Regions from separate parts of the Homo sapiens genome. Here regions 1, 2, 4, 5 and 6 are each linked to region 3. A link is a loop called in an ENCODE intact Hi-C map of the cell type or tissue named here. Cell type or tissue: mammary epithelial cell. All regions are shown on one strand.

Evidence for each region. Peaks named below come from ENCODE experiments on the same cell type or tissue, not always from the same donor. Only the 100,000 strongest peaks of a DNase experiment are listed, where the experiment ranks them.
Region 1: it touches region 3 in a loop (6-fold over the local background); 7 of 110 quality-filtered maps call a loop at or near these places.
Region 2: a loop joins it to region 3, with 4 times the contacts of the local background. A loop is called at or near these places in 45 of 110 quality-filtered maps.
Region 4: a loop joins it to region 3, with 3 times the contacts of the local background. A loop is called at or near these places in 5 of 110 quality-filtered maps.
Region 5: it touches region 3 in a loop (6-fold over the local background); 42 of 110 quality-filtered maps call a loop at or near these places.
Region 6: it touches region 3 in a loop (3-fold over the local background); 8 of 110 quality-filtered maps call a loop at or near these places.

Annotation. Positions count from the first base shown.
Region 1 is chr6:47,166,255-47,170,254 of GRCh38, reverse strand. No RefSeq gene overlaps it. Among named protein-coding and RNA genes, the nearest start is that of ADGRF1, 130 kb to the right of the region's middle. In mammary epithelial cell, no CTCF peak of the experiment used is centred here; DNase peaks (open chromatin) are centred at 194 and 1,864; H3K27ac peaks cover 3,183 bases.
Region 2 is chr6:47,240,462-47,244,461 of GRCh38, reverse strand. All of the region lies in intron 4 of TNFRSF21 (TNF receptor superfamily member 21), which reads left to right. Among named protein-coding and RNA genes, the nearest start is that of TNFRSF21, 67 kb to the left of the region's middle. RefSeq lists enhancers at 1,422-1,651, 1,872-2,001. In mammary epithelial cell, no CTCF peak of the experiment used is centred here; a DNase peak (open chromatin) is centred at 1,821; H3K27ac peaks cover 1,496 bases.
Region 3 is chr6:47,095,760-47,099,759 of GRCh38, reverse strand. No RefSeq gene overlaps it. Among named protein-coding and RNA genes, the nearest start is that of ADGRF1, 55 kb to the right of the region's middle. In mammary epithelial cell, a CTCF peak has its summit at 2,236 (motif pointing left); DNase peaks (open chromatin) are centred at 869 and 2,219; H3K27ac peaks cover 950 bases.
Region 4 is chr6:47,225,055-47,229,054 of GRCh38, reverse strand. No RefSeq gene overlaps it. Among named protein-coding and RNA genes, the nearest start is that of TNFRSF21, 83 kb to the left of the region's middle. In mammary epithelial cell, no CTCF peak of the experiment used is centred here; no DNase peak of the experiment used is centred here.
Region 5 is chr6:47,250,844-47,254,843 of GRCh38, reverse strand. It overlaps TNFRSF21 (TNF receptor superfamily member 21), which reads left to right. Exons shown (of 6, transcript NM_014452.5): 4 at 1,323-1,588. Among named protein-coding and RNA genes, the nearest start is that of TNFRSF21, 57 kb to the left of the region's middle. In mammary epithelial cell, a CTCF peak has its summit at 1,991; no DNase peak of the experiment used is centred here.
Region 6 is chr6:47,186,871-47,190,870 of GRCh38, reverse strand. No RefSeq gene overlaps it. Among named protein-coding and RNA genes, the nearest start is that of TNFRSF21, 120 kb to the left of the region's middle. In mammary epithelial cell, a CTCF peak has its summit at 2,148 (motif pointing left); a DNase peak (open chromatin) is centred at 2,080; H3K27ac peaks cover 1,263 bases.

The sequences.
Region 1 (4,000 bases), 70 kb before region 3:
AAGTGTCCAAAGCCACAGAGTGAGTTAGCAATGATTTAGGCAGGGGTTACTCCAAAACCAAACTCTTTCCTCCCCACCAAGCAGATGCAGCCAAGATATCTTAGTGGAAGCAACCCTACCCCTCTAGCAAGTACAGGCAAGTCCTGACTCCCTGTGTGCTCCCAAATGTCTCCAGTGACCTATCATGGCTCCTCCTGTTTGACTTGTTAGCTCTAGCCCCAGTATCACAAATGGATGAAATGACCAAAAAAAGAAAAAATAGTTTAGTTTTGTTATCAGGAAGTTTCTATGGAAATAGTTACGCAATGGGTGTGAAGAAGTGTAGAATGGTCTACTGAGATTTTCTGCTGGATTAGCTGTACCAAGTAGTTAGGCTCAGGGAAGCCAAGAAAACACAACTCTGAATCATGAGGGGTTGATGCCCAGCACAGAATAGAAGGAAGTTTCTAGTGGAGTATAGACCATGAATCAACCTGCCAACTTCCGAGTAAGGAGGACAGGCTGGAGGCAAGTGTGCATAGGCAGATTTTATTCCTAGGCTTCTTTGTTATCTTGAAAGCCAGGCCTAGTTTTCATCTTCTATTGGAGGGAATAAAACGACCATGGGAATTCTAGTGATGGGCAGAGGAAAGAGAGAAAAGCATTCTGATGGTTAGTATTATGTATCAACGTGACTGGGTAAGGGGATGCCCAGGTACTTAATTAAATGTTATTCTGGATGTGTGTCTGTGAGGGTGTTTCTGGATGAGGGTAACATTTGAATCAGTAGACTGAGGGAAGCAGATTGCCTTCCCCAGGATGGGTGGACCTCATCCCACCCATTGGAGGCTTGAATAGAACAAAAAGATGGAGTAAGGAAGACTTTGCTCTCCTTGCCTGTCTTTGAGCTGGGACATTGATCTTCTCTTGCCTTCAGTCTAGACACAGTTATTGGACTAGGACTTGGACTGGAATTTGTACCACTAGCTCTCTTGGTTCTCAAGCCTTTAGACTTGAGCCAAAATAATACCATTGGCTCTCCTGGGTTTACAACTTGTTGACTGTAGATTGTGGGAGTTCTCAGTCTCCATACCCATATGAACCAATGACTTATAGTATAACTCTTTATACATGTACATCCTGTTGGTTCTGTTTCTCTGGAGAACCCTGACTAACAGAAGTATTTTCTTCTCTCTACTACATTCTCTTTACTTTGATACCTCCATATGAAACTTGTGAATAGACACAGCCCTGGGAGAGATCGGGAAGAGAGAAAAGAATAACTCTTAGGCTCCATAAATAGTTTAAATGCTGGAAATTTAAGAGTGGGCTGGGAGTAATGGCCACAGGGCTGGCTTCATGGGAATGCAACCTAAGCATTTACTTAGGTCTTGAACTCAGGGTGGTCCACAGTTGGTTTTACGCTCTGCTGTTGCAGTCTTGAAATTCATGATAAGTTTTGAATAAGAAGTGCCACATTTTCATGTTGCGCTGGTTTGTACAAATGATATAGCCAGTCTTGAATGGACAGATGGTTGTGCCACTTGCAGAAATGTTGGTGACAGGGGCAGGAAGTGACGACAATGACTACTGCCACAGGTAGTGTTCCTCACTGCCTCCATTTCCCCTCCTTGCCATTAACTTAGGAGCCAGGGACTCTGATTTCTGCTTTAAACAGTTACATAAAGGAAAGGGGAAAATTCTGATTATACAAAGCTAAAGAAGCTACCCAATGACAAAATGTACACTGTAGTACCATTCTGGGCCCTCAGGCTAAGTTTCATTACCCTTTGTAACATAAAACCTCTCCAGCACTGACTAAGAAGTTAAGCAATGTGGATAGTCTGGCAAGGCCTCCACCTCCCCCACAGAGATAATTTGAGCTCCCCAGTGCAGAAGACGGTGAGTCAAGTGCATTTTGCTGGAGGTAGTCATCAGAGGGTACTAGGGAGTAGGTTCTGAGGCTGCCCTGATGCCTGCCAGGCTGGGCATGGCCAAATTGTGCATGTCAGTACCAGATCTGTAGACGCTTACAGCTCATGGGCTTCCTTGGGGAAATTTCAAGCTGATTGTAGTCAGTATTCTAGGCACATTTCAGTTTTATGTAACCTCATCTCCCATTCTCCAGGACATCTAGCACTCTCCAAATGACAAAACTTCCTAACTTTCAAAACAGTTTTTTAGATGTTTCATGACAGCTAGTAGCTGGTAAAGTCTGGGAAGTAACACCTTTCTATGGTCTCCTTGTTGCCTTCATTTAGATGCAAATTCTGCTCCTGTGATTCCTTTTGGCCTGCAACATAAAGAGTTTCAGTCAATGGATTTTTCCTCTCTTCATTCACAACACACATACGTGCACACTCACGCACACTAGTGCACTGAGTATTCCTCCCTCTATCTTTTGAAAAGAGTCCCACTTTTCTTGGGGAAACTCTTCTTTCCCTATTCCATGTGATCTGCTTAGAATGAATGATCTTTGTGGCTTTGTGTCATTCCAATGGTAGTGACCAGCAGGGCCTATGGATTAGTCCCAGTTACCAAGATTCCCAAAGCTGTTCCCTTCCCATCCTTCTGAGTGTTCAATACTATATTTTATTCTGTGAGCTATCCAGGACTTATTACTGAACTTCTTTTTTTGCTTAAGTTTATCAAGGTCCATTTCTGTGGTTTGGGATCAAGAAACCTATTGATTTGGAATGAAACACCATTTTGGAGGGCCTTCTCTACCCCAATTTTTCTGAAAGTGATAACATCATAATCATGTTGCTTAGCAGTCAAGTCTTTCCTAAGGAAGGATGATATATTGTATGGGATATTAAAAGCTTACTGCAGTTAGTACTAGCCTTATTCTTTTTACTGTAGGAATTCAGGTTGTATAAGCAGCAAAACTTCTTAACTTGCTATGTGATTTTTTAGGTGATTGGTAAAATTAAGCCAACTAGTAGAATAGATGGAGCAGTTTCCAGCCTGAGTACTCTTTAGAGGTTCGTGAAGCAAAAAGAGAGCATCCAGGCCCTCTGGTCCTTGCCAGCTGCAGCAGAGTGGGTGGCAAGAATCACTAGTATTAGGGCTAGCCAGATGCACAGACAGCTCAGAGGGAGGCATGCTGGGGGTGCAAGGATGGGGAGAAGGGAAGTTCAAACTCAAATGGTATTTCTTTGAGGTTGACTTGGAGACAATTCTGTTCTCTATCATTATGAATAAGTGGAGAAAAGTAAAAATGGCATTAACTAAATTTGATAATGGTACTAAATAAGGTAATATGCTTAGTAGTCCGGAAGACCAGAGAAAAATTAAAAATGATCTTAATGGTCTTATAGAAACAAGGTGGTATTACACAGGACCTGGACTCTCCCCTTAAAAAACTTAAAAGTATTTTAAGGGAATTGATCACTGACTGTTTAAAGAGGAAGGAAGGTAGCACAATATAATAGAAAGAGGGACTTTGGGGTGGCTGAGTGGGGTGGCTCATGCCTATAATCTCAGCACTTTGAGAAGCTAGGCGGGCGGATTGCTTGAGCTCAGGAGTTTGAGTCCAACCTAGAAAACATGGTGAAATTTTGTTTCTACTTAAAAAAAAAAAAAGGGTACCTGTAGTCCCAGCTACTCAGGAAGGTGAGATGGGAGGGTTTCTTGAGACAGGGGATGGAATTTGCAGTAAGCCAAGATTGTGCCACTGCACTCCAGCCTGGGCAACAGAGTGAGACCCTTTCTCAAATAATAAAAAATTAAGGAAAAAAGAAAGAGGGACTTTGGAGCCAAATAGATTTACATTCAAGCCCAACTCTACTAATAACATGATGATGTCAGCCAATGGCATTGATTAGGAATATCTTTGGGTTGCAAGTCACAGAAACCACAACCAGCAGTTGCTTTAGCCATAAATGAACATTTAATTATCTCATCTAACATGAAGCCTGGAGCTAGTTGGTACCAAATTACATGAAACAACTCATTGATATCGGAATACAAGCTTGGCATCTTTGCAATTTTCTTCATTGCCTCCTCTTAAACACAACAT
Region 2 (4,000 bases), 140 kb before region 3:
GAAATTGTTTGAAACATAGGGTTCAGTTTCTTGAAAAATAAGGAGTTTTTACAAATTAAGAAAAAAAATGTGCAGTCTTGTGAACAAGACAGTTCACAGAGAAGGAAATACTGAAGCCTTTTTTTTTTTTTTTTTTTTGAGACGGAGTCTTGCTGTGTCGCCCAGGCTGGCGTGCAGTGGCGCCATCTCGGGTCACTGCAAGCTCCCCCTCCCGGGTTCACGCCATTCTCCTGCCTCTGCCTCCCGAGTAGCTGGGAATACAGGTCCCCGCCACCACGCCTGGCTAATTTTTTTTGTATTTTTTAGTAGAGATGGGGTTTCACCGTGTTAGCCAGGATGGTCTCTATCTCCTGACCTTGTGATCCGCCCGCCTCGGCCTCCCGAAGTGCTGGGATTACAGGTGTGAGCCACCGCGCCCAGCCTGAAGACTTTTTAAACATGCAGATTTTTAACCTCTCAGGCTGGCATGGAGACCTATAATTCCACATCTAGGAAGATATCTTACACATGTTCACATGCATTCAGAATGATGCAAGTACACATATATTCATTGTAGTGTCATGTGTAATAGCAAAAGAGTGAGGAGATCTACAAATGCCCTTCACTAGAGGACTGGTTATCTAAGTTATTGAACATCTGTACAATGGAACAGCATGCACTTGTCAGAAGAAGTGAGTCAGCTCTTCATGTGCTAACCTCAAGAAGGGTTAAACGAAAAAAGGCCAGGTGAAGAATAGTATGTAGGATGGGGCACAGTGGCTCACACCTATAATCTCAGCACTTTGGGAGGCCAAGGTGGGCAGATCACTTGAAGTTAGGAGTTTGAGAACAGCCTGGCCAACATGGTGAAACCCCATCTCTACTAAAACTACAAAAATCATCTGGGCCTGGTGGTGCATGCCTGTAATCCCAGCTAGTCAGGAGGCTAAGGCACGAAAATCAATTGAATACAGGATATGGAGGCTGCAGTGAGCCGAGATTGCACCACTGCACTCCAGCCTGGGAGACACGAAAAAAACAAAACCAAAAAAACAACAGTATGTACATTGTGCCACCATATTGCAAAAATATATACATATATATACACACACACACAGTATATACATAGATGTTAAAAATTGTTTTAAAAAATAAGGGGGGTGGAGAACATATATACTTATTTATTGGTATAAGTATAGACTGTCTCTATCTCTGGAAGAGTATATTGTGACTTGGTAACAGTAGTTACCACCACGGAGGGAAACTGAGTTGCCGAGACTTGGAAGTCAGAGGTTAAGGTCAAAGGTTAACTTAGACTTGTAGACCATATGCATTGTAATTCTAATGGCATGAATCTAATTAATGGACTTATTATGCAATGCTAATTTAATCAGATTTGATGAGTTCAAAAAGCCCGAGTCATAAAGATGAACTTAAGCCTTCTTACTTCAAGGTCTTGAGTTTCCTACGAAATTACTTTCCATCCTCCACAGTGTCTTATGGCAAGCTTTAAAAAGGTTTGCGAAACTTTTTCTCATGGATAGAATTATCGAAAGGCTTTTTTGTGGGAAAGATTTTCCAATAGAAGTTTAGGGAAACCTAAGGAATTTCCAATGGAGCATGATCTCCTCATGTTCCGATGGTGCTGAGCTCTTAAAAGTCTTGGCAATATTTTCAAACGTGAGTGGGCTCCAGCTCTGAACCAAGAGAACCCACTTATTCACTGTCCTCACTTCCTCTTTTTGAGAAAGCTAATCAGTGAGTCAGCTCAGGGCTGCAACACCACTACCGTTGATGTCAGCAGCCTGGACAGCCTGCAGACACCCGTGCCGGTAGCGGGGCGGGGCTGCCCCCCCTTTTCCCTCCCTCCGGAGCCAGCTGGTTCTTACCAGCTTTGGCAGCTTTGTGCAGCACTATTTGTTGTGGCTTTTCTCCTGTACATACAGGAAAGGCACAGCTCTCTTGCTTAGGGCAAGGATTGGCTATTGACACTTTGACTTAAATGGGGGTGGATTTATAGACTTTGGGGCTCAATTTTGAAATTAACTCTTAGAAATGATGAGAATTCTAAGACGAGGTATATACAGAAAATTATAGCCAACTACCTTGATTTGAGTTTGGGGTATTTAAGCGAGAAACCCACCGTGACCAGCTAACCTAGTCTAACTTCATAGGCCTTAAGTAAGGTTGCAGTTGAAACAAAACCTTTTCATTATTCTGTGCTTGAACAGATCTGGGGTGAGTGGGAGTGTTTTTTAAAATAATTCCCCAGTGGTTTTGGCATTTTTTTGGCCAGGTTAATCCTGAGATTCCCCTGATGGTGGGTGAGTTTGTTCTGCAGGCTCTGCATTGGCTCCCAGCTTAAGGTTCACTCACCTATGCCATCTCTGTGGTCTGGCTTGGGGGTTCCCAAGGAAGCTGAGCAGAACATCTTGGTGTTGTGCTCCTGTTCTTTCTTCCATCCCATGACATCCAGTGATCCCAGGGAGCTCTAGACAGCAGATGGCCCTCGCTGTCCACTTGGCAATTGACAATTTAGATTTAAGTGTTGGTGCTGTTCCCTACTTATGCAATGGAAGCACCTCCTTGCTTCATGTACTAAAGTCTGGGCTGTGCAGGAGAAGAAGAAAGAAGGAAAGAAAACAAGAGGTTTTAACTCAACAATTAGAAGCCCAGGAAAAGTTTGGGGAATTTTTCTCTTAAAGTTACTTGACTCTTGGCCCTTCTCTTTAATTTTTTAAAATAATGTTTTAAGAGAAGACTTACGAAGCAAAGAAAATTTGGAAGCACATTACAACAAATAATAAATCTACCATCTAGATTCAATTGTTATTCACATTTTGGCATATTTGCTTTATCTATGTATGTATACGTTTCCAGTCCATATTCCCATTTCGAAGACTTTCTCTAAATTTCTTATAACTGATAATCCTTCTTTCAAGCATTTAGAAATCAGCATTTTTCCATTTGCCTCTTAAGATTTTTGTTTGCAAAAAAAAAATTGGGTACATTTGGGTTCTGCTTGCCAAGACCCCTTACTCTGGATTGAATTGAACAAGAATTCACACTCAGAAGAATAATTTTAAAATCATTGTCTCTCATCATCTGAAACTTTTTTTTTAGGGTGATGTATTTGTTTTTATTTTTTAAGGGAGAAATCATTATATACAAGTATTTTACAGTGTCCGAACTTAGGAATTGAATAGATTCAGATAAATTGTTTTGTGATGAGGCTGGTAACCTCATTATATGAACCCTTATTTATATCTGAAATCCTGGAACCACATAGATTTGAATAAGAAAGCATTTCTTATTATCTGAATTCCTCTTCTCTAAAGACCACATAGATTCAGATATCAAGAAATACTTTTCTGGCAAAGAAAATATGCCTTTTTTTCCTCCCAGAGCCCATCTTATATGCCTGTATAGGCCTATAGAAGGTCTTGAAATCTAATTTGATTTTGATTATGTGGGCAGCTGGGAGAGCAGGGGAAACAGGCTTGAGATAATATCATAATTCTTAAATAGTTGTAATTTTATATTTATTCGCGACTAGAATTCCTTTGAGATAAACCTTTAGTAGAAATTGAATTTGTTTGTTTGTTTTTTTAACCAGCCACTTGTCTGTTGGGATCTGAAATATTTTCAATAGAAAACAAAGTTATTGGCTACAGTTGAGGTATCTGGTATTCACAGAATCTCTCATATTTATCTTAGCGCAGTCATCCAGCTGGAGTGTAAGTCTGCCATTGAGTCCCAGGTACTTGCAGATCTCAACCTCTACCCACTTCACTCTAGCGGAGGGGCTCGGGCAATGCCCTGTGGTCATGTGATCGCTTGTAATCAGTTTACAGGGTTTGTCAATTTTCTCTAAATGCTGTGGGGTCCAGACAGGGAAGTGACATGGCAGCAAAGAGGGTAACTTTGAAACTAGACAGACCTGGTCTTGAATCCTGGTTCTATGGCTTGGGGCAAGTTATTACCTCTTAGAGCCTCAGTTTCCTCATCTGTAAAATGGGGC
Region 3 (4,000 bases):
ATTTCTTGAGTACTCATTATATTCCATACATTGTGATAATTTTATTTGAATTTGTAGAACAACATTTCAAAGTAGGTGTTATTATTTTAAAGAAAAGCAAATTAATGTAAAGAAAGATTGAGAAATTTACCTTGGGTCACACAGCATGTAAGCAATAAAGCCATGATTTGAAGCTAGATCTGTCTTCTCTCAATGCCTATGCTATTAGCCTTTTTGCTCTCTTGTTAAGCCTACCAAGGAAAACGTAAATTCCACTCACTCTTGGAAACTTGGGAGCCTATGTTCCAGGCAATTTTGTCAAGAACAAAAAAACACAATTTCTTGTACTCTTGTAGTTTCGTATTCATTCATGACTTACCAATGTATTTGTTAAATATTACATATCTTCCCATTCATACTCAGAAAGCAACGTGGGCCTTGTAGATCGAGTGTTTATGATTTTAGACATTCTTGATTCAGGCCTTAGCACTAGGATGGTACATTTTCTCTGTGCTCTGCTGGTGCTTCTATGCCCAGAACAGAGCTAGGATGACCAACTGTTCTATTTGTTCTGGACTGAGCAATTTCCCAGGACATGAACATTTCAGTGCTAGAACTGGGACAGTTCCAGGCAAACTGGGATGATTGATAAATGCCAGGTTTTAAAAATACCTCCGATTTAGTACGGCAGCCTCAGAAATTCTAAAGCCACATTGAAAAAAAGATTAAACTATTTTTTCTTCACATTATTCTATGATTCAGGTTCTGGTTACATCTATCCCTGTGTTATCCTAAGCTTAATTTCTAGCCCTTGCTTACTACAAATAAGTTGCGGCACAGAAGTTGCATGATAAGACAGGCAGGGAATTGCAACACCACAAGTCATCTTGGCATCCAAATACGGCAAGTGATGAAGGATGTAAGCCGTCTTCAACATAGCCCAGATCCCCATCTCTTACAATTTTAGTCCTAGACATCTGACACTTGGCTCAAAATGCACCGTGCTTATTTCACTATGTTGTAATTGCTTGTTTATTCCTTGTCTCCCTTGTTAGACAGAAAGATAATTGAGGGCAAGGATCTAGCAATCTCAAGATTTAGAACTGGACCTGCTCCATGAGATTAGCTCAGTGACTCATTGGGGAGCATCTCGGGATACGAAGAGGGCACATTTACTTGAGATTTGTTTCTGAACTTTCTTGATTCATTATGAAGCTTGGCTCTTTGTATCATCCTTGAAATACATTAGGCACTTGAAGTAGGCATGGGGTTGGGGGATCTCACATTATAGGAGAGTTTCCTGCTAAGTTTAGTTTCCACACTCATCCCCCATAGACTGATCTGGCCTGGAGACTCTACCCACTCCCCGCAATTCTGTAGGAATCAGAGTTACAAGAGTGAAGAGAGCCCTAGGGCTTCTTGGTTAGCTAACTTTCTGACTCTGAAGTGGCCTTTACTCTTCCTTGTTGTTTGAGGGAATGCCAGACAAATGAAAAAAATTTATTTTTTAGGGGGGCAAATATTGAATTCAAGAAAGTGGTGAAACTTCTTTAGAAAGTTTCGCCTAGAAATCATGCCATCCTGTATAGTATCATTAAAGATAGAGAGAAGGATGGCAAAAAAAAGAACTAGCTTTACAAAGCACTTATTTTGTGCTAGGTACAATGCTACCTTTTTACATACCCAAATGAAATGATGACATGCCACAATATTACAAGATTAATTATAATTTCCATTTACAGGTAAGCTTGCAGTGTGGTTGTATAACTTGCCCAAGGTCATAAGAAACAGAGGTGGGATGTCAAATCAGGTTTTTAGTCTGTAAACTCATGTCCGTGTTTGGTAACATGTAGCATCACCTCCCGATGACCTTGAAAATCTCTGGACTGGCTCCTGGGTCCCAGATTTCTCTCAGCTTTCTGATGTTACTCAGATACTGAACGTAACCAGGAAATATTGGGTTAGTTTCCAGAGAAAGTCTATTAGAGGCATAGTGCTAATGATAGGATGGTGGGGAAAACATCTCTAAAGGGAAGGAATGAACAGCATGAGCCATGGTTTGGGAGCTTCCTTATAATATATGGGGGAAAAGACTCCATTTATAAATGCTCATAAGGTCTCTGGTTAAATTCCATCATATAAATTATTCGCAGAGAACTGCTCAGGATTTCCCCTCCCTGCAGGGTGAACAGCTGGCCTTCTGCAATGCCAGGCCTAGGTCTTCCGGTTCTTTGAGGATCAGTGCCCTCTGCAGGTTGAAGTCAGAGAAGCCAAAAGCATGAGAATAAAAGGACAAAGAGTTTTCTGCTCCTGTTCCTTCTCATGTAAGTGCTTGCCTCAAAGTACATTAAAGACAAAGTCTAGGGGACTTTGGAGGAAATATTTTTCCTTATGTGACCTTGAGTGTGAAATGTCATGGAACCACTGGGCAAGTGATGAAGAAACCAGTTGGTTCCTCGAATTCATCCTCATGATGCTGATTTGTTCCCCGCCGTCCTTCCTGCATGTTCCATCCTGTTTAACTGTCTCAGTCCAACGGGGCCTCAGCAACAACCCTTCAACAGTGGGGAGAATTTCCCAATGGAAAGGCAGTACAAATACACACTGGAGGACTCAAATTGACTGTCTGTGTTTTCTTTATTAAGATAAAAGTTACAGGAGAGCTTAGAGAGCAGATGCAGAATGGCTCTGTGGCTCTGTTTCTGCCCTGCAGCCCCAAGTCAGTGGCGGCAGGGGCTGGGAGAAAATGGCCTAACATTTTTTTACCACCTACTTTGTGCTGGGTTCAACTTTAACTTCACTAATTTCCTTAAGAAGGGGAATTCTATCCTCTGGTCCTCTTTGAGCCTTTGGTTGGGTTTATTTCTAAACAACCAACCTGTCATTTCTTCTTTTATTTTTGAAAAGGAGCCTCGCTCTGTCACCCAGCCTGAAATGCAGTGGCATGATCACGGCTCACTGCAACCTCCGCCTCCTAGGTCAAGAGATTCTCCTGCCTCAGCCTCCCGAGTAGCTTCTATAGGACATTCCATATTAAGAGCTGAGGTCAGAGTCAGCAGCAAGGAAATGAAGTGGCAGCACAATCCACCAGGGTGTGCCTGGGGGATCTTGTGCCTGTGGTCAGGGCGGACAGAAGCAGGAGGATTCCCAGACTCTAAGCCTTCTTCTTTTTCTTCCAAGCAAAAGTAATTTAGGAAGCTCAGAAAAACCATCAAGTCTAGGAACACTTTGCTGCTAATCTGGCTTGAATTCATCATCTGTTTGGAAAACTGGGCTTTGATTTTGTTCCTAAGTCTCAGTCACCGTGCTGTAGCCACAATGTTGATGACTAGATCTTTGCCCTCTTCCTGTGCCTGAGGCCTGGATGTGGTAACTGAAACAGATGTTGGTGCACCCCCCGGTATCCCCTCAAGTCTTACCGTTTCTGAGCTTGTTGGTTTAGTTTGCAACTGTCAGCGTCTGTGTCCATTTGTTTTCTGGCTTTTTGTGGAGAGAGAAACCCTTTGTGGCCATGCACATAGCAAGCCAGAAATGCCAGGGAGCTAATGTACATCCTTCCAGCAGCCTTCAACCCTTCTCAGATACTAAGCATGGCTAAACATAAAGCTGGTGTATCATCTATAGAATTTAAGAACAATGTGAAACTCAGTACATCTGTAAGATCATGCTCAGAGGCAGTGCTTGGCAGGCTTGTTCCTTAGAATGATCCCAAGTTTCTTAAAGACAAAAATTAGGACTTGATGAGTACCCCAAAATTCAATGTCAATTATAGGAAAAGATTTTCTAAGAATTACTGGTGTGGTATTGGGCAAAATTGTGCAGCATTCATCGGAATCTGTTACTCAGACTGAAGAGATTCAAACTCATTGGGTTCAGGAGACTGTAGTCTCTTCCATTCAATCTTGGCACCTTAGAATAAGTTTTGTATTAATTATCTCTTGCTGTATAACAAATGATGCTCAACATAGTGGCTTAACACAAGAATTATTTATTATCTCTCACAATACTAGTTCAGGGATGC
Region 4 (4,000 bases), 130 kb before region 3:
AGCCTGAGGCTGCATTTCTAACAAGCTCCTGGGTGATGTGGATGCTCCCGGTCATGAGATAACACTGGGTAGCCTGAAACAGGCCAATTATGCCTCAGTTTCATGCAAAGGGTAGCACTAATATGGGAGATTATACCACTTCCATGTGAGAGAAGTAAACAAATTCTGATGACCCAACGAGATTTCTAGAACCAGACAATCTTGGGCAAATTCTACAGTAGTGGGTCTTAATTCTGACTACACATTGAAATCAGCGGGAAAACTTTGAGAGACCCAATGCCCAGGCCATATGCAAGATCAACAATGTCAGAATCACAGGAGATAGGACTCAGGCAGCAGCACTTTTTTTTAAATTTTAAATTTTAAATTTTTTTTTATTTGGGGGGAAGCTTTAAAAAAAGGTTTACTTTAGGTTCAGGGGTCCATGTGCAGGTTGTATGTATATATATGTGTGTGTGTGTGTGTGTGTGTGTGTGTGTGTGTAAACTTGTCACAGGAGTTTATTGTACAGATTATTTTGTCACCCAAATATTATACTAAGCCTAGTATCTAATAGTTATTTTTTTCTGATGCTCTCCCCTGGCCACCATCCAACCTCAAATAGGCCCCAATGTCTTGTTCCCCTCTTTGTGTCCATGTGTTCTCATCATTTAACTTCCACTTATAAGTGAGAACATGCAGTGTTTGGCTTTCTGTTCCTGCATTAGTTTACAAAGGATGATGGCCTCCAGCTCCATCCGTGTTCCTGCAAAGGACATGATCTCATCCTTTTTTATGGCTGTATAGTATTCCATGGTACCACATTCCGTATGTACCACATTTTCTTTATCCAGTTTACCATACGTGGACATTTAGTTGATTCCATGTCTTTGCTACTGTGAGTAGTGCTGCAATGAACATATGCATGCATGTGTCTTTATGGTAGAATGGTTTATATTCCTTTGGGCATATACCCAGTAATGGGATTGAGCAGCATTTTTTAAAGCTCTCCAGGAGATCCCAGTGTATAGTCAGCTTGGAGAACGATGTATTTAAAGCTTAGGAACAGAGACTTTCTCAAGCCTCACCCAAGATCTGATGAACAAACCTTCCAGGGAGTTAACCTGAAGATCTGTAATTGAAAAGTGATTTTGCTATAGCCAGTCCTACTTGACTCTGCATGTTTGCTTTAGGACCCATAACCTTACAGTAAGATTTATGTGATTATGCTAAGAATTGATACACACCAAGCACTAATGAGGCAACACCTTAAAGCTCAATTGCATGGATGAACCTACCTGCAAGTACAGTAATCAATTCTTCATGGTTTTTAGCATAATGTATAGGGTATTATTAGTCAAGAATATTTGGGAAATGATGTTATTCTGATTTAAGTTACTATATTTATATTTGATAGAATGCCAATTTTCAAAGAGATACAGTGAGATATAATGAGTGATAAAACTGCCCTGACTATGTTAGAGTCTCAGACTGCCCCATTTGGAGCAGCAATCTCGTACAATACTGCAGATGTAACAGGTACCTATGCTGGTCTTTGACTTAAGAAAAAAGATGTGATCTCTTGTTGAGCAGAACTGAGGTCCTTACCTTGGAAGGAGCTTCGGACATCACCTGGAGAACCCTGCGGTTTTCTGGTAGGGGAGCTAGACTCACATCTGCTAGTTAGTGGTGGAGCCTGGTCACCCTAGCACCTGTCAGCACTCTTTTATGATTCCAATCTATCTCTTTTTGCTTCTTTTCTTACTACCTTTCTTGAAAGTAAGTAGAAAATGAGATCCACTCATCTGAGTAAGGATTGAGTTTTAAAAAGGCTTTTATCGTACTGGACTTTGAAGTAGCTGTTTACATGAAACACATTTGGATTTTGGAGTCTCGGATTTCCAATATAGATATTCATAGAATAGCTTGCCAGGATTCATAAGAAACATGCCAATGGGCGCCTCTAGGAAGAAAAATGGGCTAGCAAGGAGGTAGGAGGCAAAGAAGGACACGTTCTTGTCATGATTTGTTCTTTTGAGCATTTTGAGTAGTACATCATTTGTATATATTATTGAATTCAAAAAGTTGTAAATAAAAACTGTAGAATGTTTCTATGGCATCCAGGAAATGTGCACTTGATGGTAAGAGTCATATGCTCTAGACTTAAAATGCTAGCAATAGCTTTGTGAGGAGCGTTTTGCTAAAATCTGCAAAGGGAATCAGCCTCTTGCCCTGCTCTCCAGGAGAAGTGGCCACCTTCCCCATCCCTCCACAACCTCTTTATGAGAATTTGACATCCTTTTCTTGGGCTTAGATCACAAACACAAAAGTAATACAAAGTTCAAATGGAGAGAATTCAAAGTTCGAAATTTAGGGAGATGGGGCAGAGTAGCTAATTTCTGGCCAAAACATCTTTTTATATTTCTTAGCACAGAAATCTCTCATAATCAGGCCGGGCACAGTGGCTCATGCCTGTAATCCCAGCGCTTTGGGAGGCCGAGGCAGGTGCATCACCTGAGGTGACCAACATGGAAAAACCTTCTCTCTACTAAAAATACAAAATTAGCTGGGCCTGGTGGCTCATGCCTGTAATCCCAGCTACTTGGGAGGCTGAGGTGGGAGAATCGCTTGAACCTGGGAGGTAGGAGGTTGCGGTGAGCCTAGATCATGCCATTGCACTCCAGCCTGGACAACAAGTGTGAAACTCTGTCTAAAAAAAAAAAAAAAAGACATCTCTCATAATCAATGTCTCTGTGAGGAAAAATATCAAAGATTTCTTAAGGATCCTTCAGCAGTTCATCTCTCCAAAGGAGATACTTCTGTTCTGCACTGGCACTGTCTCATTGTCACTCATCTACTGCTTTATCCACAGCAACATGCCAAACAGGGAATCTCATGGGGAAGGAGAAGGCAGAAAGGCAGCTCATTTCCAAGAATCCTATGACAATTGTTTCTCACTGCTTCCAGAAACTTCGAACAGCCAATTTCACAGCATTGTTTTTTTTTTTGTTGTTGTTGCTGTTTAAATACAGTGCACTCACCCACAGAAACATTCATTTCATCACTCCACTCATCTATCCATGAAATATTTGAGCAACTACCAGGCACTATGTTAGAAGCTAGAAGTACAAAGAAGAATTTGATACAAGATTGTAACTACCAATGAGAACAAGGCATTAGTTCACTGCTGTATTCTCAGCATCTAGACCCATGCCTGGAACATGGTAGGTGTTCTGTCACTGCAATGTTGAATAAATAAATGAATGCATGGTCCTGGCTTCAAGAATTCACAACTTAGAAAGAGAAACAGATTTATGAACATCATCAAATGTATCCGAGTGAAGTGATAGTAATATGAAGAGAATATTAGGAAAGCCAGAAACTAAATATGAATCAAGGAAAAATATTGCAAGATCCCTACTGTAAACCTTCTTTCTTATTAATTTTAAAGAAAATTGCATCAAAAACAAAGGGCTGACAGTTGCAGTTCCATGCATTTCAAAGCTTGAGGAAGGAAGATGAAAAGGGGAAGAAAACAAAAGGAAAAATACAGGTATACAGTAGACATGATTTTATAAGCAAGGATTTTGAATCATTTATAAATTGGTTGTTCCACCATTTCCCAGGCTTATTGTTTACTATCATTACAAGACAAGACGTGAGGCCCAGTCATGCTACTCCTTTGTGCATATCACATACTCAGAGGGTAGAAAGGATATATGTCCCCTCATGGAAAGACTCTTCCTATAAAGTATTCAATGCACTTGACATTATTCACTCTTCAATCTTAACCTGAATCTTATTATGTGGGGTCTGTTATTTCCATTCTACTAATGAGGAATCTGAGGCGAAGAGAGACAGCGACTTTCCTAAAGTCACACAGCTAGTAAAGGGTATAACCAGGAAGGCTTGTTACAGAGATGAGTGAGCCAGGCATGGTGGTAAATCCTGGAGACAAAATGGCAAATAAAGTGGATCTGATTCCTGTTTTCCTAGAGCCTCTCACCTGGACTCAACTGAA
Region 5 (4,000 bases), 160 kb before region 3:
CAGTGAGCTAATGCCTTAACATAATACCTGGAAGATAATAGCTATTGTTATTATACAGTCATTTTGGCTGCTGTCTTCATTATAACTATGCAAGCCAAGTTGGAAGACTGAATAATGAATTAGAAAATTGCTTGTTGAACATGAATTTGAGCACAACTTAGGTGTTCTTCAGGAATGCTTCTATTGGCCTGGAACAGCTGGGCACACTGTTAGTTGATATAAAGGACACCATTCCCAGAATTTGAAAACCTTTTACCTAGACAGTTCTGGGTAAAGTCCATTACAGTTTTAATTTGCAGCTTCCCTTTTTCTAAATGTCATGAAGTCACCATGTTTTTAGATGGGAGCCTCTAACTTACTTGGTTACTATTGTATTTAGTACAGTAGTCCTCCCTTATCCACAGTTTAGCTTTCCAAGGTTTCAGTTGCCTGTGGTCCACTGTGGTCCGAAAATACTAAATGGGAAATTCCAGAAATAAACAATTCATAAGTTTTAGATTATGCACTATTCTGAGTAATGCGATCAAATCTCACATTCCCGTACCATCCTGCTCTGTCCTGCTGGGGAAGGGAATCATCCCTTTGTCCACCATATCCATGCTGGAGACCTCACCTGCCTGTGAGTCACTTAGTAGCCGTCTAGGTTATCAGATTGACTGTCTCAGTACTGGTACCACAGTGCCTGTGTTCAAGTCACCCTTATTTTACTTAATATTGGCCCAAAGCTCGAGAGGAGTGATGCTGATAATTTGGATATGCCAGCGGCCATAAAGTGCTTCCTTTAAGTGAAAACATGAAAGTTCCCCACTTAATAAGAAAAGTCAATTGTATGCTGAGGTTGCTAAGATCTACAAGAAGAAGGAATCTTCTATCCATACATTGTGAAGAAGGAAAAAGAAATTCATGCGTAGTATGTATAGGGCTCTGTACCATCCATGGCTTCAAGGCATCCACTGGGGATCTTGGAACTTATCCACCCCTCTCCTTCAACAAGGGTGTATTACTATAGTAACAGAGGAATCACCGTGAATACCTTATTTGGGTTTGGCTTTCGAAACATCTTTTTGGGTCTGATTTATTATAATTCCATGATCATTCCTTCTTCTGGTTCCACACTCAGGAAGTGAAATTTGTATGAGGGTACCAGCTAGTCCACAAGATGAGCTGCTTGTGCCAAGTGCTTAAGGGAGGCAATGCATTCCTTTGACATACAGCGATAGGAAAGCGTGCCTCTTCTAGTTCATTCATTAAAGCAGAGCTGCCTTATGTAAGAAGCTTCCCTTACAAGCCCTCATTTGTTTTTTATTTTTTCTCTGGTGTAGGTATCGATATCCTGAAGCTTGTAGCAGCCCAAGTGGGAAGCCAGTGGAAAGATATCTATCAGTTTCTTTGCAATGCCAGTGAGAGGGAGGTTGCTGCTTTCTCCAATGGGTACACAGCCGACCACGAGCGGGCCTACGCAGCTCTGCAGCACTGGACCATCCGGGGCCCCGAGGCCAGCCTCGCCCAGCTAATTAGCGCCCTGCGCCAGCACCGGAGAAACGATGTTGTGGAGAAGATTCGTGGGCTGATGGAAGACACCACCCAGGTAATGGAGCCCTTGTTGTGTGTCATTACCACCGACCTATTGCCCCTATGCTTCAAATTTTATCAGTTGTATGGGAACAAAGAAAAATAACATATTCGGTGGATAGGCACACACACACACACACGCATACGCCTGCACACACACACACACACCCTACCTTCTAGGACGGGGGTTCTCAGTGGCCGTCTATTAGAATCATCTAGAAAACTTTAAAAAAAAATACTGATGCTCAGACCCTACCTGCAGACCAGTCACATCAGAATCTCCAGGGGGCAGAGCGTGAATCGGTATTTGTAAAAGCTCTCTTTGTTACTCCATTTACAATCCATTTTGCATGACACACTTTGAACAAAACCAAGAAAAAATACTTTTTACTACACCGCCTCTCCTCCAGAGGGTGTTTTTGTGATGTGGCTTATGAAGGCAGCATTCTTGCCTCCTGAGGATGCAGGTGGTGCTAGCGGCAGTTGATGACAGAACTGATTCTCCTCCTTGGGTTGTTCCGTGGAGCACATCAGATGGGAACTGAGGGGACCCAGGAGTGTGATTTCTTTATAGCTAATAAGCCCTGGCTTTGGAGCCAGACAGCGCTGGATTTGAATCCTGGCTCTGGTACATATTAGCTTAGGTGATGAAGGGTAAGTTACTTCAACTTTCCTTGCCTCTGTTATTCACATTTTCAAGTCTGCTATATAAGATTAAGATGAGAAATAAAGCATATAAAATGCCTGACTCATTGAAAGTGTTCTACAAGTGGTAGTTACGACCATGATGTAACTCATTTTACTTAGCCTTTCTTTAATTGTATGTACTTCCCTGAAAGGCCATGAATAAAGTTCAGATTTGGATATTGAATCATATTTTCCACAGACTTCAATTCAGGTTTCAGAACATATTCCCAAAGTAAAGAAAATGCTGCCACTAAGACTAGATAAAACCCACTTAAGATTTAAAGGGCCGGTCTGTGTTATTATTCCAGTGGTCCAAATTTGTTACCTAAAAGAGCTAGGTAGAGATTTTTTATGACATCAATTCAGTTTACTATCATTCTATATCACATTTTGTGTATCAAAGTATTTCATTTTGCATACTTTATACTTACGTTTAAGTATACTTTATGTACTTAAGAAGTCCAAATGCTTTTATCTTTTTATACTGATAGCGCAGTAATTCTTGACAATTGATGTAATCATTTATCAGGTGAATCTTTTATCCAAGTAACTGGATAATAACAATTTATAGGTGCTAATTGACTTTGAAGGTGGTCTTTTAAAGCTCTGGCATATTTTTAACTTCTTTGAAGTGTGGAATTTCAGAAAAAAATACTTATTAATAGACCCAAGTGATAAACATTCAGAGGCATACACCAGTGTCTTATGACTTTCTAAGAAATAATTTAGGTGTGAAATATTATTCACAAGTAAAACTAGGCTTTAAGTAGCTGGATTTGGGGGAAAGTGAGGGAGATGTTAACCCTCCAATTAAGTAAAATGGCGGCAGTTTGAATACAGGGAGTTTAGAGGCAAAGCATTGCCACGCATTCTTAGAGACTGGCTTTAAGGAGAGAGCTGGAAGACAAGCCTAAGGCTCAAAGAAGGATTTAGATACGTGAGAATAAGTCGCCTAATGTCCTTGATGATGCCTAAAAGAAAGATAACATATGACTGATGCAAGGTTAGGATTTGGTTAACCCAAACCTGTGGTGGGCCCATGGAAAAATAAGAAGGTGAGAGTGCATGTCAAAAAGAGTGATTCATAATAAAATCATTAGGTCAACGAATGAGAGAACAAAGCAGCTTCTTCCTAAGTGCCAAACTCTTGTACACCTTAATTATTTCCTTCCCCTTATCTCTTCTATAATACCAAAAGATTCTAATAGTAGCTATTTTTTGTTGTTTATTTTTTGAGAACAGTAATGTCAAAGCACTCTACAACTTTCTCGTTGGTTCTGCTATAGCCTTTGAGTTATGATGGAGGCTGAGAAGGCAATATTAAATTTTTGATTTCACATTTCAACAATATACATCAATGTCTAGCAGCGTTTTGGATCCAGCTCTAACTCTAATTTTAATAGCCAATGAACATGGATTTTTGGCTGCCAGTTCTTATTACAGGTTGAGTATCCTTTATCTGATATGCTTGGGACTGGAAGTGTTTTAGATTTTGGATTTTTTCAGACTTTGGAATATTTGCATATACATAATAAGATAGTTTGGGGATAGGTCCCAAATCTAAACATGAAATTCATTTATGTTTCACATATACCTTACATACATAGCCTGAAGGTAATTTTATACAAAATTAGAAAAAGTGTATGCATGAAGCAAAGTTTGTGTTAAGTACTCATGTGTGGAATTTTCCACTTGTGGCATTATGTTGGTGCTCAAAAAGTTTTGGATTTTGAATTTTTGG
Region 6 (4,000 bases), 91 kb before region 3:
CTTGTTTTTGTCAGGTTTGTCAAAGATCAGATAGTTGTAGATATGCGGCATTATTTCTGAGGGCTCTGTTGTGTTCCATTGATCTATATCTCTGTTTTGGTACCAGTACCATGCTGTTTTGGTTACTGTAGCCTTGTAGTATAGTTTGAAGTCAGGTAGCATGATGCCTCCAGCTTTGTTCTTTTGGCTTAGGATTGACTTGGCGATGTGGGCTCTTTTTTGGTTCCATATGAACTTTAAAGTAATTTTTTCCAATTCTGTGAAGAAAGTCATTGGTAGCTTGATGGGGATGGCATTGAATCCATAAATTATCTTGGGCAGTAGGGCCATTTTCAAGATATTGATTCTTCCTACCCATGAGCATGGAATGTTCTTCCATTTGTTTGCATCCTCTTTTATTTCACTGAGCAGTGGTTTGTAGTTCTCCTTGAAGAGGTCCTTCACGTCCCTCGTAAGTTGGATTCCTAGGTATTTTATTCTCTTTGAAGCAATTGTGAATGGGAGTTCACTCATGATTTGGCTCTCTGTTTGTCTGTTACTGGTGTATAAGAATGCTTGTGATTTTTGTGCATTGATTTTGTATCCTGAGATTTTGCTAAGGTTGCTTATCAGCTTAAGGAGATTTTGGGCTGAGACAATGGGGTTTTCTAGATATACAATCATGTCATCTGCAAACAGGGACAATTTGACTTCCTCTTTTCCTTATTGAATACCTTTTATTTCCTTCTCCTGTCTAATTGCCCTGGCCAGAACTTCCAACACTATGTTGAATAGGAGTGGTGAGAGAGGGCATCCCTGTCTTGTGCCAGTTTTCAAAGGGAATGCTTCCAGTTTTTGCCCATTCAGTATGATATTGGCTGTGGGTTTGTCATAGATAGTTCTTATTATTTTGAGATACGTCCCATTAATACCTAATTTATTGAGAGTTTTTAGCATGAAGCATTGTTGAATTTTGTCAAAGGCCTTTTCTGCATCTATTGAGATAATCATGTGGTTTTTGTCTTTGGTTCTGTTTATATGCTGGATTACATTTATTGATTTGTGTATTTTGAACCAGCCTTGCATCCCAGGGATGAAGCCCACTTGATTTTGGTGGATAAACTTTTTGATGTGCTGCTGGATTCGGTTTGCCAGTATTTTACTGAGGATTTTTGCATCAATGTTGGTCAAGGAGATTGGTCTAAAATTCTCTTTTTTTGTTGTGTCTCTGCCAGGCTTTGGTATCTGGACGATACTGGCCTCATAAAATGAGTTAGGGAGGTTTCCCTCTTTTTCTATTGATTGGAATAGTTTCAGAAGGAATGGTACCAGCTCCTCCTTGTACCTCTGGTAGAATTCTGCTGTGAATCCATCTGGTCCTGGACTCTTTTTGGTTGGTATGCTATTGATTATTGCCACAATTTCAGAGCCTGTTATTGGTCTATTCAGAGATTCAACTTCTTCCTGGTTTAGTCTTGGGAGGGTGTATGTGTCCAGGAATCTATCCATTTCTTCTAGATTTTCCCGTTTATTTGCGTAGAGGTTTTTGTAGTATTCTCTGATGGTAGTTTGTATATCTGTGGGATCGGTGGTGATATCCCCTTTATGATTTTTTATTGCATCTATTTGATTCTTCTCTCTTTTCTTCTTTATTAGTCTTGCTAGCGGTCTATCAATTTTGTTGATCTTGTAGTTCTTGGCCTAAGCGGACACTGGATAATACGTACCTTTGAACATTCGGCATATCTTTGCAAATAACAGCTGCTTTTGGTTATGTTGGTGGCCACTGCTGTTCTTTTTCTGGCTGGGAAAGGTTTCAGTCAACATATTGCCTGTGAGGAGCTGATTTTCCTAAAGGACTCTCCTGCCCCCAATGCACATAATTCACAAAGCTCTTCAATATTGAGATCTTGGGTATGGTTATTAATTGGTTAATTCTTTGCCTGTCTCCAGAGCTTCAGCTGGATGAGTAACTGGGTGAATGCCTATGTGGCAAGTTGCTCTTCAGGATGAGAAACTACATGAAAGTGTAGCCCCAAGAAACCAGGTGCTCTCAAATGAGTCACTGGTAACAAGCAGACAACACATGTTTGTCCACTTTACCTGCCCCAACCCCTCCCGCCCTTACTCCAAAGTCTGCTCACACTCCACCCTCTGCAGGTAAAACAACTGGGTGAAAGGACACATTTTTGCAACCAAGATAAGGCTAGAATGACTATTCTCTCTACCCAATTACTCATCAGGAAAGCATTTTTAAGGGTCAGCACAATCATGAGTAAGTTTGTTAAAGGGTTTTCCTTTTTTTTCTCTGACTTACAAGGGAGATGCACTTTGCACTTTTTTTTTCTTTTTTTCTTTCTTTTTTCTTTCTTTCTTTTTTTTTTTTTTTTTAGTAAAAACAAGTATAAGGTGGATATTGTTCCTTGGATACAGACATCTAGCTGAAGCCAAATGCATCTTTGGCCAATAAAATGCCATAGGCCTTCTTGGTTCCACTACACCAAGCTACACTGTGGGACATCCTCGCAGATGTGGGCCCAGGGGTGGTGGGGGCAGCATCTGGCTAACTGACCTGCTTTGGGGTTCTGGCTGCTCTCTTCATTCTCACTTCCAAAGGCTGCTGGAGTCTCTCTGTTAGCTATGACTTGGACATAAAATGATCTCGAAATGTTATGTGTTCCCTCATACTGAGTTATTTTTAACTAAGCCTATAGGCTTCAGCCTGGTATTCTAGTCCCTGCACAATCTGTTTCCAATCAACTGCTATTGCTGGTGTTTACCTTCTGAAGACCTCATTCTTCTCTAACTCATGAGATGTAATAGTTATGGACTCTGGACTCAGAAAAACTCAGGTTCTAAACAATCTCAATTCATTATTGAGTTATAACTTTGCTTTCCCCACCTCCACACGCTTGCTCACATTGTTCTCTTGGCCTGGAACGTCATCTCTGCCCTTTCACATACGAACAAACCCTATTCACATTTAAGGTCAAGCTCAAATACTACCTTGTAGCCCTTCCTAACTACACAACTAGGTACAATCTCCTTTTCTTCTGAGTTAGCTTGGCATCCCATCTGTTTGCCGTTTCTCATACCTGTTTGCCATTTCTCATACCTTGATTTTGTTTCCAGGGCTCTCACTTCTGCGTTTCTACTTTAAATCTCTGTCATAAAACCAATTACATGATAGAGTCACCAGATAAAATACCAGGTAAAATACACCAGATAAAATAAGGACACCCAGTCAAATTTCAACTTCTTGTCAAACAAATACATTTGTTTAAGTATGGCCCAAATATCGCATAGGAAATACTTAAGCAAATTTGTCACTTATGTGAAATTGAAATTTAACCGAGCACCTTGTGTTTTGTGTCTGGCAACTCTTCATACGTGACTCTTTTTAATAAATGGTGAGCATTTATCTGGCTCCTTTGTGGTACTGAACATTATGTGACAGTAGGAACCTTGTCTCATTCATCTTGCAGCCCTGATGTTTCTTCCTCAAAGCACTTGCTGGGCAAATCCTTGTTAATTAATAAAGGGATTTTCATACCAGTAGGTATGGGCACACAGCACAGTTCTGAGAGCCTCAGTGTTGGAATCAGATGGACCTGGATGTGTCATATTCCTACCACAAGACTAAGTTTGTGAGGCTTAGCAAGTTAACTACCTTTCAAAGCATTCTCATTTGTAAAATAGGAAGAAGAGTGTACTTATTCCATAGAGTTATTCTCTTTATGCATATAAAGGGCTTAGCACAATGTCTGGCTTACAGAAAGTGCTTCATAGCTGTTAGCTATTACTTTTGGAAATTATGAAATACATTCAGATCAGAGCAGCAACTACTCTGCTACAGGCAGTAAGAATTACATAAATGACCTAACTATACAGAGTTTGGAGCATACAAATTCAAGACGGATCCCAGACCTCCTTTGGAGAGAGTCCTTAACTTGTTTGATTTTTCTTCCTGTTCCCCAAACCAACAGTATGTCCTCATCTCGGGCTAATGTTTGTGTCTGGC